4 separate regions of the Homo sapiens genome follow, and regions 1, 2 and 4 are each linked to region 3. A link is a contact called in ENCODE Hi-C or POLR2A ChIA-PET data. All regions are on one chromosome and are shown on one strand. Each heading gives the region's core, a stretch centred on a gene start or an enhancer-like site at or near the end of the contact. The rest is flanking DNA. Distances are from core to core; before and after follow the strand shown. Region 1 has its middle 43 kb from the start of DNAJA2-DT. Region 2 has its middle 130 kb from the start of LINC02133. Region 3 holds the start of PHKB (phosphorylase kinase regulatory subunit beta). Region 4 has its middle 79 kb from the start of LINC02133.

Region 1 (2,700 bases), core at 42-2,541, 440 kb after region 3:
AAGTGGGGTCAGAGGCAGGAAATCACAAAGGCCAGTTGTCCAGCAGGGAGAGAGGACCAGTGTGAGCCTGCGAGACACAGGCACCTCCCATGCCCCACCTGAAACTACTCTATCTCCTGAGACTAAAGGCTTGATCCAGGCCACCTTCTGGACCCGGTGGCTCCGCCTCCCACCTGGGCCATCTGAGCTGCCCTCCTTAGGGCTTCTCTTCTCAGGACAGACAAAGAACAGAATCTATGCCCTCTGCTTCAGGCTTGCCAAAACCCTGCGCGTTCTAACCTTATGACATGGGACAGAAAGAAGATCAAACTTTAGGACATAGAGCCCTCAGGAAAATTAAATGCACACCAGGTAGCGCATTTCTACTAGATTATTCTTTACTGTTTTTGTTTTGTTTTGTTTGTTTGTTTTTGAAAACGGAGACTCACTCTGTTTCCCAGGCTGGAGTGCAGTGGCGTGATCTCGGCTCACTGCAACCTCTGCCTCCTGGTTTCAAGTGATTCTTGTGCCTCAGCCTCCTGAGTAGCTGGAACTACGGGTCATGCCACCACACCCGGCAAATTTTTTTGTATTTTTAGTAGAGATGGGATTTCACCATGTTGGCCAGGCTGGTCTCCAACTCCTGAACCTCAGGTGATCCACCTGCCTCAGCCTCCCAAAGTGCTGGGATAACAGCTGTGAGCCACTACTCCCAGCCTAGATTATTCTTTACATGATGTCACAGGAAGGGCTAATTGCTATGGGACCAGATACAGGTGAAGGAGAAGACCAGCCGGGCAGAACTAAGACCAAAAGAACTAAGACCAAAAGAACTAAGACCAAAAGAAATGCGAAGAGAATAATAACGCTGTAGTAGAAGAAGGTTCACCTTTGCCCTTCCCTACCCCCTGCCTGCATTTATCCCACACAAAAGCAAAAGAGGCCTTGATTGAGGGGCTGGCAGACTGGGTGGGGCAAGAAAAGAGAAGAGAGGGAAAGTGATGAATGTGGATAATGGGAACCAGTGCTTTCCCATAGACATTGTGGAAGAAAACACGTTGCAAGCAAAGGATCTGAGAGCATAGGAGGCCTGTGTTCCCCTGTGTGGGAAAGTTGCAAAACCCCAGAAAGGAAATGAACACATAGGCGTCTAGGGGAATGTGGTCACAGAGGGTGACAGTTACTTCCTAAGCCTGTGCACAGCAATGGAGGCCACAGAAGAATAGCCCTGACCCTATTCACGACAGCATGGACCAGTCCACCGGACCTGACCAGGCAGACGTGGATGGATGGCTGTGTGGACACCTGGTAGGCAACATAGAGGACAAACCCCAACTTCCTGGTATTACAGAAGCCCTGGGGCTTAGACAATACCCCAGGGCAGGGAAGAATGCCACATTTCCACAACCTTAGTCAACTGGGGGTCCTGGGTAGAAGTTAAATTGGGTTATAGGCCAGGTGTGGTGGCTCACGCCTGTAATCCTAGCACTTTGGGAGGCAGAGGCTGGCCAATCACCTGAGGTCAGGAGTTTGAGACCAACTTCGCAAACATGGTGAAACCTCATCTCTACTAAAAAAATACAAAACTTAGCTGGGTGTGGTGGTCCGTCCCTGTAATCCTAGCGACCCGGGAGGCGGAGGCTGCAGAACTGCTGGAACCCAGGAGGCGGAGGCTGCAGTGAGCCGAGATTGCGCCACTGCACTCCAGCCTGGGCAACAGAGCAAGACTCTGTCTCAAAAAATAAATAAATAAATAGGCTACAGAACAATAGAAAATGCTCTATTTCTTGAACACCTCAGCTGTATATCCACCACAAAGTAGAAATTGGTCTCGTTTTGGGCAAGAATGACAGCACTGTGAATTTTAAGTCATAAAACATTCCCTGCCACACACACCATGGTCAGTGTGTCTGAATAATGCGTGGTATTGTATTACTTATTGGAAATGAGTGGTTTATTTTATGATCTAAATTTTAAACCCTTTAATATGCCTCCCAAGGGATCATCTGATTTGGAAAAAGAAAAAGAAAATCTAAAGAATGAATAAGACTACAGAAAAAATATAAACGGTTCTATTGGATTTTTTCTAATATGAACTCTGCATTGGCCAAAGAAGGTAAAATAATAAACCCGTCTGTTTTGGGGTACAGTTTTTATCAAACTTTGGTGAAAATGGAAAGATGTATGTTGCATGCCCTTATTTGTATACAGAATGGGGATATATATGCATAGAAAATACCTGCGATGATGTCTAAGACACAATTATTAACAGAAATTGCTTCCTGGTGGAGGGGACTAGGGATCCAGAGTGGGGAAGAAATCATTTTCTACTTATGCATGTATTACTTTAATTTTAAAAGCAACATCAGCAATTAGCCAAAGAAAAAGCCAAGGTCATCTGTAGGTCAAAACTATCAGGAAAGTAGGCTGAGGAAGCAAATGAGCAAAGAGTAGGATAAAGGAGGATGCCAGAACTGCGGGCACGCAGCTCCTACAGTTTTGGTTCCAGATTCCTGGTGATGTGTCTTAGTCCATTTTGGCTGCTACAACAAAATACCATCAACTGATGTCTTCTAAATGACAGAAATGTATTGTTCATATTTCTGGAGGCTGGGAAGTCCAAGATAAGGCATGAGCAGATCTGGTGTTTGGCAAGGGCCTGTTTCTGATTCATTGATGATGACTTTTTGCTGTGTTTGAATGAGCTCCCTCAGGCCAATT
Region 2 (2,700 bases), core at 67-2,566, 270 kb before region 3:
GGCTGTCAGGAGCTGCTGCCTTCAGGTGATTATCATGCTCTGCATGCCTTTTGGAAAGGAAAAAAAATCAGTGAAGCACTGCTGGTCTTGCTGCATCTTCAGGATTATTATTATTATTATCATTATTGAGAAATAGTTGACTCTGCAACTGGACAGATTCTCCTTCAAAAGGCAAAGATGCCATAGGAGCAAAGGAGTCGAGACACCTCGTTGTCTATCCCCTGCCTCTGGGATGGGCTGGGGCCATTCTAGAATTTCAGCGCATTCATTCTCTCCACATAGGATGGCTCAATGTTTATGCTTAATTGCAATAAGTTTCCTTAGCATAACAGAAGCTTCGCTGGACATCCTCCAGTTCTCCCAGTTAACAGCGATGTCCCTCCTCCTCTACCAGGCTGAGCCATTATAATTTCTTCCTCAGGAATATGGATTGGGAATGTATAGCAAGGCCCCTGGTATGTAAACGCAGGTACTGCTGGTGGCTGTGTTTTCTACTGTGTGGACTGGAGAACGAGAAAGCAAAGACACAGGAGGAGGAGAATGTCCAGAGAGGAGTGAGATGAAAGCAAGGAAAGGGTCCCCCTTGCTGACAGCCAGGCCCCTCCCTGGTTCTATTCTTCCCTGAAAGCCTTGCTGCATCACGGGTCCATGAGCACCGTTCTATGCTTACAATTCTCCCTCACTTATTTTGTTTTTGTTTTTTGAGGCAGGGTCTCACTCTGTCATCCAGGCTGGAGTGCAATGGTGCGATCTCAGCTCACGGCAATCTCCACCTGCCAGATTCAAGCGATTCTCCTGCCTCAGCATCCAGAGTAGCTGGGACTACAGGCGTGCGCCACCACACCCAGCTAATTTTTTGTAGTTTTAGTAGAGACAGGGCTTCACCCTGTTGGTCAGGCTGGTCTCAAACTCCTGACCTCAAGTGATCTGCCTGCCTTGGCCTCCCAAAGTGCTGGGATTAAGGTGTGAGCCACTGCACCCAGCCTCTCCCTCATTTATTTTTTCCCTTAAAACAGCTCAAGTAAGTTTCTGATATAACCAAAACCTTCCTTACTGATAAACACATGTAACTTTTAAAGAATTGTTATTCTTTCCCTTTTCCTTTTGCCTTTTCCACTTTATCATCTGGTGTTTTGACTTCGTGGTTTTGCTGTGGACGCACATGTACGCTTGTGCGTTCTAAGACGACTTGCCAGTCTATATGGAAAAAATGAAAGACAGATTCATCCTATTCATAAACAAATGCAGGGAAAGGCATTTCAGAGCCTGCCCTGGTGAGTCACCTGCACCCCCTCCTGTGGGGCAGTCACTCTTTAGCACAAGTCTGTGTGGAAAGGCAGAGCTGGGGATTGTAGGCACTTTCATTTTTTTTTTTTAAGAGAAACCAGAAATAACCATTTTTATGAGAAATCTCTTAATTTTGAATTGTCGGCACAAATTATGTTCATACAGGAGACCAGTCCCCTGCCCCCTGCAAAAAAAGTTTTCAGGCTGCTTGAGCTCTCTACTTTACATCCTGTTAGTCATACTGTGGTCTGAGGACCCACAGCATCAGCAGCACTCAGGAACTTACCAAAAATGCAGAATCTCAGGCCTACCCCAGACAGGATGAGTCAGAATCTGTATTTTAACAAGGTCCCCAGGTCATTTGTCTGCACATTAAAGATTGAGAAATCCTGGCTTAGTTCACTAGTTCCTAAATTTGGCTGCATATTAAAACTGCCCAAGGAACTTAAAAAAAAATAGTAATACCTGAATTCCACTCCCAAGGATTTTGTTTTAATTAGTCTGGAATGCAGCTTGGGCATAAAAAAATAAAAAAATAAAAAACTCCCTGGGTGATGTTAACAGGTAGCAAATGTAAATGTAAAGAACTGCTGGTCTACCACAGGACCCAACACCACTTCCTACGGCCTCCTAGGTACTGTCCAACAGCTCACTCAGACCTCATCCGCCTTGGCTCCTGAATTGGCAGCTCCAGGTCTGGAGTCTCAAGACTTTCACAGGAGGTGCAAATTGTAGCTCCACAAATATTGCCAGAAGATAATTTTGGGAGAGGAGTGGGGAAGAGCGTTTCAATTTTTTTTAATTTGATGATCCTAAATTAGAAGACAGGACTTTCTCAAATGCCACAAAGAAATAGTGAGTATGAACATCTTAGAAAAATAACTATTATAGTCAAAAGTACTCAACTGCACAGTACAAAGACTCCAAACACACAGGATTTAAACCTGTATCTTAAATGATCTTAGGCTTCTGAAAATCCCAGTTCTTTGAAAATGTGGCCAAATAAGAAGGGAGAGAATAACAACAGCAAAATAACCAAGGTTGAACCCTGGGAGAAAGGATGCTTAAAATTAGAGTGCAGGAAAAACATCTTCTTTTACATTCTGACCCCTCGTCTCACCACTCTGATCATTGCTTCTATAATACATTCCAGCAGCTAAAACAAGCTTTTTGTTTGTATCTGAGTGTCTGTATAAAATTCTTCCAGTGTGATAAACTGCAAACAAAAACCAAACCCCCAGTTTTTTATCCCCCCTGTATCAATGCCTTGTGCAATGTGATCTGTGGCTCCTCCCCTCATGAGGTAGAGTCTTTCACCCCATCCTTTGAATCTGGGCTTCCTGTAGCCAATAGAATGTGTGGAAACTGTGCTCCCAGTCCTGAGCCTAAGCTTTAAGAGGGCTTGCATGCTGC
Region 3 (2,700 bases), core at 100-2,599:
ACGTAAGGAGAACATATTAGGTGAGAAAATAATTTTTTTTTTTTTTGAGACGGAGTCTCACTCTGTCGCCCACGCTGGAGTGCAGTGGTGCGACCTCCACTCACTGCAGCCTCCGCCTCCCAGGTTCAAGCAATTCTTCTGCCTCAGACTCCCGAGTAGCTGGGGTTACAGGCGCCCGCCACCACGCCCAGGTAATTTTTGTATTTTTAGTAGAGATGGGGTTTTACCAGGTTGGCCAGGCTGGTCTCGAACTCCTGACCTCAGGTGATCCGCCCGCCTCGGCCTCCCAAAGTGCTGGGATTACAGGCGTGAGCCACCGCGCCCGTCCGAAAATAATTTCTTAATATCAATGCAAGTGCAAAGTTAATTTTCCTAGCTAACACCTTTCACACCCACCCCCAATAATGACACTTCATCAATTCTTTAAAAGGGAAGCTCCTTAGCTGAAAACCTGCATTCCGCCTTTCACCTTTCCTGTTTAAGTGCATGCCTTTTGTTCAAGATTATATCCAGCCAACCAGGAATACAGGAAGTTTTAATAACGCCACAAGTCATGACGTTGCAATTTGAACAAGTCAGTTCGGGACACTTGGAACTGTTAAAACTGCCTGCAAGGCACCTTCTGACCTCTATGCTTTCGGGTTTGGAAACCACACAACCTGGGGCCACTTAAGAAGCCCTTTTCTTTCTGGGCCCTAACTATACTCTTCAATATCTGAGGCCCAGTCTCCTTCAGTTTCTGCTAGATAGATGACAGGTCTACTGCTTAGAACCTGTGGGGAATGTAAAAGGGATATAAGACATAAAGCAAGGAGCCCAGACGCCGGCTTTCTGCAGCCAGATCGTAGTTACATCTGACTTGGTCTGATTAAGCTATCTGACTTTTGCAGAGAACATTCACAGGAAAGACACATTCACAGGGAAGACACATTCCCTTTCCCAGGAATGTGCCGCCGCCCGATTTTTAAGTTAGAAGACTCTAAGGGAAGTCCGGACCGCTGCCTACTTTCCGAGTGGGGCTCACAAGCGGAATAGAGTCGGGGGCACACGCAGAGTGGAGCTGGCTCTGCCACCTAATTTTTAGAGGTGGAGGAAGATATTAGAAACAAGGCCAGGGCCGCCACCTGCTTTCTAAGGAGGAACTCGGGGCACAGGTTCATTCCCAGGGCCCCCACCTGCCTCCCGCCAAGGCGCTTGAGGCGAAGCACCACCCAAGGTACTCGGGTGGGGGGCGGCGCCCCAGCCAGCCAAACCTGAGCGCTTGGTCCGAGCTCTTCGCTCCAAGACCTTCCAGCTCACTTCTGCCGTGAGTCCCGCCGCCCCCGCCATCGCGCTCCGGTCGCCGCCTTGGCCACCGCCCCCGGGGCCGCCTGTCAGCAATGCCGGGCCACGCCCCCCGCACGACACTGTCGGGAGGCGCGCCTGCCGGAAGTGAGCGTGAGGGCGGCTTTCACCCTAGCTCCACTGCTTTTTTAGCGTCGGAAGGGCAGCCCTAGTGGGAGAGAGAAAAAGGAGCCGGCAGCGGCTCTTACGCGTCCCGGGGCTGCGCGCCACTCTCTCGGCCGGTAACGCGGTGCTTTGCGGCTGTCGTCAAGCGCGGCGTTGGGCCGGCGGGCGGGGGCTGAGGGGCTGCCATGGCGGCGGCGGGCCGGCTCCCGAGCTCCTGGGCCCTCTTCTCGCCGCTCCTCGCAGGGCTTGCACTACTGGGAGTCGGGCCGGTCCCAGCGCGGGCGCTGCACAACGTCACGGCCGAGCTCTTTGGGGCCGAGGCCTGGGGCACCCTTGCGGCTTTCGGGGACCTCAACTCCGACAAGCAGACGGATCTCTTCGTGCTGCGGGAAAGTCAGTGCTTGCCGGGCCCTCCCTCTGTTCGCTGTCCGTGTGCCTCTCCCGGTGTTCCCCAAACCCATTGCCCAATGGCCGGTCCTTCTGCATTTCCTGGTCCTTCTCTCCCAGCCCTGTGGCCTTCCCTTTAGCATTCTTAACAGCTTGTCCTTTTGCACCACCCTTTCCAACCCCAGGTTCTGACCCAGCTACCCTACAGTTTGACCTACCCTCAAAAGCCCTGACAGCACCTCAGTTTTGTTCCTAAGAAGTCTGCGGCCCTCACCCAGTCACCTTACCCCCTCCTCCCCATGGAATCACCTGTTTTCCAAAGTGCTTCCTGATTCCTAGGAATCTTTGTAGCTTGCCTCAACGTTCGCTCCCAAGGCCCACTCATTCCTTTCTATTTTGCTTCAGTCTTCCTTCCCCGTTGATGAACATGAAAAGGTGCAACCTGACAATCTCTTCTCATAGGGGGCTTCTTCTTGCCTCCCCACCTACCTAATTCGCCCACCCCTTTCTTTGTCAAGGCCACAACTTTCTATGAAGCGAATGTACCCTTCCAAGGGCCTAAACACTAAACAGCTCACACAAGCATTTTGCAGGGACCACTGATAAACCCAATGCCTCCTTGGGAAAGCAGTCTCAAACTACAGAAATTTCTCTCTTGAGCTGCCTGTTCTTTCGTGTACTCCTTCCTCATCTTGGTCATCACCTTAGTGTTCCAAATGTCTACTTTCTTTGCTAACTTGTTCTTGGAAATTCTTTGCTTTGACAATCGTTAAACTAACTTTTTTGTAAATCTTGATGCTGACAGTGGGCATTAGGGGGTCTTAGGGTTCTTGAGTACCTACAGAAGCAGGTGCTGCTTAAAGA
Region 4 (2,700 bases), core at 118-2,617, 320 kb before region 3:
TCAGCACAGTCTCAGGAGAACTGAAAACCTACTGCCATGGTCTGAACGTCTGTGCCCCCAACTCAAAATTCATATGTTGAAAGTTAACCCCCAAAGTGATTGTATTAGCGGCCTTTGGGAAGTGATCAGGTCATGACTGGGATTAGTGCTCTTTAAAAAGAGACCCTAGAGAGCCTACCTAGCCCCTTCTGTCATGGGAAGACACAGTAAGAAGGGGCCATCTATGAACCAGGAAACAGACCCTCACCAGGCACTGAATCAGCTTGCACCTTGCTCTTGGAATTCGGCCTCCAGAACTGTAACAAATAAATTTTCCTTCGTTGAAGCCCCCAGTTTGTCATGCTTTGTTATAGCCTCTCAGGAGACTCATATAATCACCAAAAGGCTGTTGAATGCCTGCTCGGAATTGAACACTCAGGAGAAAAGCAGCCCTAAGCGATGGATCAAGGAAAAGATGAATGTGGAGAGAGCCCAGCCTATGGGTCTCCCCATCTATTCCTCTCCTCTCACCTCCTGTCCTTCTTTGCCACACCTGCGACCTCTCCAGCTGCAGAAATATTTACCAGGCATTGTTTAAACAAAAAGGAGAGCTAGTTCTAAGAAGAGCAGGGAAGAATAAGATGGAACCAATCCGGAGGCCAGAACCAATGTCCTGGCTTATAATTCAGAGCAGCCTCCTCCCTCTCCCACCCCCAGGGTGACTTTATCCTGTAAATTAATCCCATGAATGGTTTAAGACACAGGCACTGAATTAAATGTGACTCATTTTCTATTGCAAATTCTCCTTACTGACTTAGTTACTTTATATGCCTGAAATTATTTTATTTTTAGTTAACACATTTTTTAAAAAACGGAATGAAATGCAAATCCTTTCAGAGCTTGTCCGACTCCTGTAAAGCTTAACTACATAAATTTCAATGTATTATTTATATCCAGATATGCTGCAGCTGAATTTCACATGTAAATGTTCAGAATTTCAAGTTCCTTAATTGAAAACTTAAAAAAAAAATCTCTCTTCATCACCACTGGCTGTCTCCCCTCTTTTATGAAAGATACTGTTAATATGTTACAACATGGCCCTCTTGCACACCTTGGAAGGAGATCCAAGTCTTGTTCCCTTCTTGGTCCAGCCCTGTGACCTTGTGATGTCACATGATTTCAATAACATGAAAGTGAAAGCAGATGACTGTTTCATGCTCCGTGGAACTCTGGGTTCTAAGAATTTATATGGGGGTTGTAGAACGTTCTGGTAGGAAGGGGCCTGGGAGCTCCGTCCCTCCCCCTGCAGCATCGGGGGTATCCCTGCAGGCCCCAGGAATTCCGGTCTCTGGAGGCAGTTTCCTCCCCAACGCAGGAAGATGAGATAAGTGAGCTGGGCTCACGAGTGGGCTGCCTCTCTGGGGAGCTTGTCACTGTGCTGGCAATGACTCAGGGAACATTTCCTGGAGGAGGTGGGTTGCAGGAGCAAGAAGCCACCAGATAACTTGCCAGAAGAATGTGCACAGGAGGCAGAAGCAGTTGTAGTTCCATCTGCATCCATCAATGTGAATGCACTTACTAGACTCTCTGGATTCAGTGTGCTGGAGACAGCTATGGTTCTAACTGTGGCTTATTTGGTTGAGTGAGAGTGGACTAAATGGTGACTTACACTGAATGTAGTGTAAATGCCAGAAATTCCTTGGTACAATATAGGAGAAGAAATTCACAGGCATAGGAGGATGGGAGTGTTGGAAGGGATTTATTATGCTAAATAAGATTTAGAGGAGGCTATTTATTTGTTTGAACTGAACTTTTGCACCAGGCCCAACAAACCAAATCAAACTGAAGTCACTCTTGCTGAAGTTCCATACCACCAAGCTGAAATTAAGCTGTTAATCTAACTTTCCAAGAAATCAGGAGAGAGAGAGAATAACCAAATCTCCAAACAGGCCAGTTTAAGCCAGCATAATTTTAAAAAGTTCTTTCTGCTTTAGAAGAAAAGTAACTTTGAAACAACCAACCCATTTTTTGTTCTGTTTCTGCTTTCCTCAGCCCTTTACTGTCTATAAAACCAACCTCCTTTGCTTGGCTCAACGGAACACTCATTTTGTTTTATGAGTTGTTGCCTTATTCTAGAATTGCAGATAAAAACCAATTAAGATCTTCAAACTGAATTTGTTGTAATTTTGTCTTTTGACAATCTTGTGTGACCTGCTAACCCAGCCCTTAACAATATGTTTCCAGAGGGCTCCAGAGACACTTCCTTCACTGGGGCATTGAGAGTTACATTGTATTTCCACATGCCCAATTCCTTGAATCAGTCTCAATTCCTCTTTCTCTCCCATCCCAGATGGAACCCATAAGCAAATCACAGTGATTTTCTCTTCAAAATACATCCATAATCCAAGTGAGGTAGGAGGAAGGCTCAGACACTGGACCAAATTGAGGACTAGTTAAGACAGGGTCTTATGGAAAGCAGCTTTCCATAAGACACCCCACCAGTGTTCCATGTCAGTTTACCATTGCCATGGCAACGCCTAAGATTTACCACCCCTTTCCATGGCAACACGAGAAGTTACTGCCCCTTACTAGAAATTTCTGAATACTCCATCCCTTAATTTGCATATAATTAAAAGTGGTTATAAATGTGACTGCAGAACTGCCCCTGAGCCGCTGCTCTGGGCGCACTGCCTTATGGGGTAGCCCTGCTCTGCAAGGAGC

The links. Hi-C counts contacts between places; a loop is a spot of excess contacts on that map. ChIA-PET counts read pairs that join two places held with the same protein, here RNA polymerase II (POLR2A). Pooled maps may share reads with other maps.
Region 1: a pooled map shows a loop between it and region 3 (6-fold over the local background). The contact joins the enhancer-like site here to the promoter of PHKB in region 3. A Hi-C loop is called at or near these places in 3 of 37 single-sample maps with no recorded cell type and 3 of 50 pooled maps. POLR2A ChIA-PET finds 5 or more read pairs at or near these places in 2 of 52 experiments (GM12878 and activated T-cell).
Region 2: a loop to region 3 is called in a map of IMR-90, with 2.2 times the contacts of the local background. The contact joins the enhancer-like site here to the promoter of PHKB in region 3. A Hi-C loop is called at or near these places in 1 of 168 maps with a recorded cell type or tissue (IMR-90) and 6 of 50 pooled maps. POLR2A ChIA-PET finds 5 or more read pairs at or near these places in 1 of 52 experiments (AG04449).
Region 4: a map of naive thymus-derived CD4-positive, alpha-beta T cell shows a loop between it and region 3 (11-fold over the local background). The contact joins the enhancer-like site here to the promoter of PHKB in region 3. A Hi-C loop is called at or near these places in 1 of 168 maps with a recorded cell type or tissue (naive thymus-derived CD4-positive, alpha-beta T cell), 1 of 37 single-sample maps with no recorded cell type and 7 of 50 pooled maps. POLR2A ChIA-PET finds 5 or more read pairs at or near these places in 1 of 52 experiments (activated naive CD4-positive, alpha-beta T cell).

The regions. Positions count from the first base shown.
Region 1 is chr16:47,015,267-47,017,966 of GRCh38, reverse strand. No RefSeq gene overlaps it. Among named protein-coding and RNA genes, the nearest start is that of DNAJA2-DT, 43 kb to the right of the region's middle. Within about 2 kb of position 1,291, at least 4 of the 41 ENCODE cell types and tissues checked have a DNase peak (open chromatin) inside an H3K27ac peak, as active enhancers do; they include GM12878, where a contact is called at or near this core.
Region 2 is chr16:47,731,532-47,734,231 of GRCh38, reverse strand. No RefSeq gene overlaps it. Among named protein-coding and RNA genes, the nearest start is that of LINC02133, 130 kb to the left of the region's middle. RefSeq lists an enhancer at 1-518. Within about 2 kb of position 1,316, at least 4 of the 41 ENCODE cell types and tissues checked have a DNase peak (open chromatin) inside an H3K27ac peak, as active enhancers do; they include IMR-90, where a contact is called at or near this core.
Region 3 is chr16:47,459,980-47,462,679 of GRCh38, reverse strand. It overlaps PHKB (phosphorylase kinase regulatory subunit beta), which reads right to left and starts at 1,349. Exons shown (of 31, transcript NM_000293.3): 1 at 1,254-1,349. The coding sequence starts at 1,329. ITFG1 (integrin alpha FG-GAP repeat containing 1) reads left to right here and starts at 1,617. Exons shown (of 18, transcript NM_030790.5): 1 at 1,617-1,842. The coding sequence starts at 1,635. RefSeq lists a silencer at 1,239-1,708.
Region 4 is chr16:47,778,403-47,781,102 of GRCh38, reverse strand. No RefSeq gene overlaps it. Among named protein-coding and RNA genes, the nearest start is that of LINC02133, 79 kb to the left of the region's middle. RefSeq lists enhancers at 1,107-1,456, 1,517-1,606. Within about 2 kb of position 1,367, at least 7 of the 41 ENCODE cell types and tissues checked have a DNase peak (open chromatin) inside an H3K27ac peak, as active enhancers do.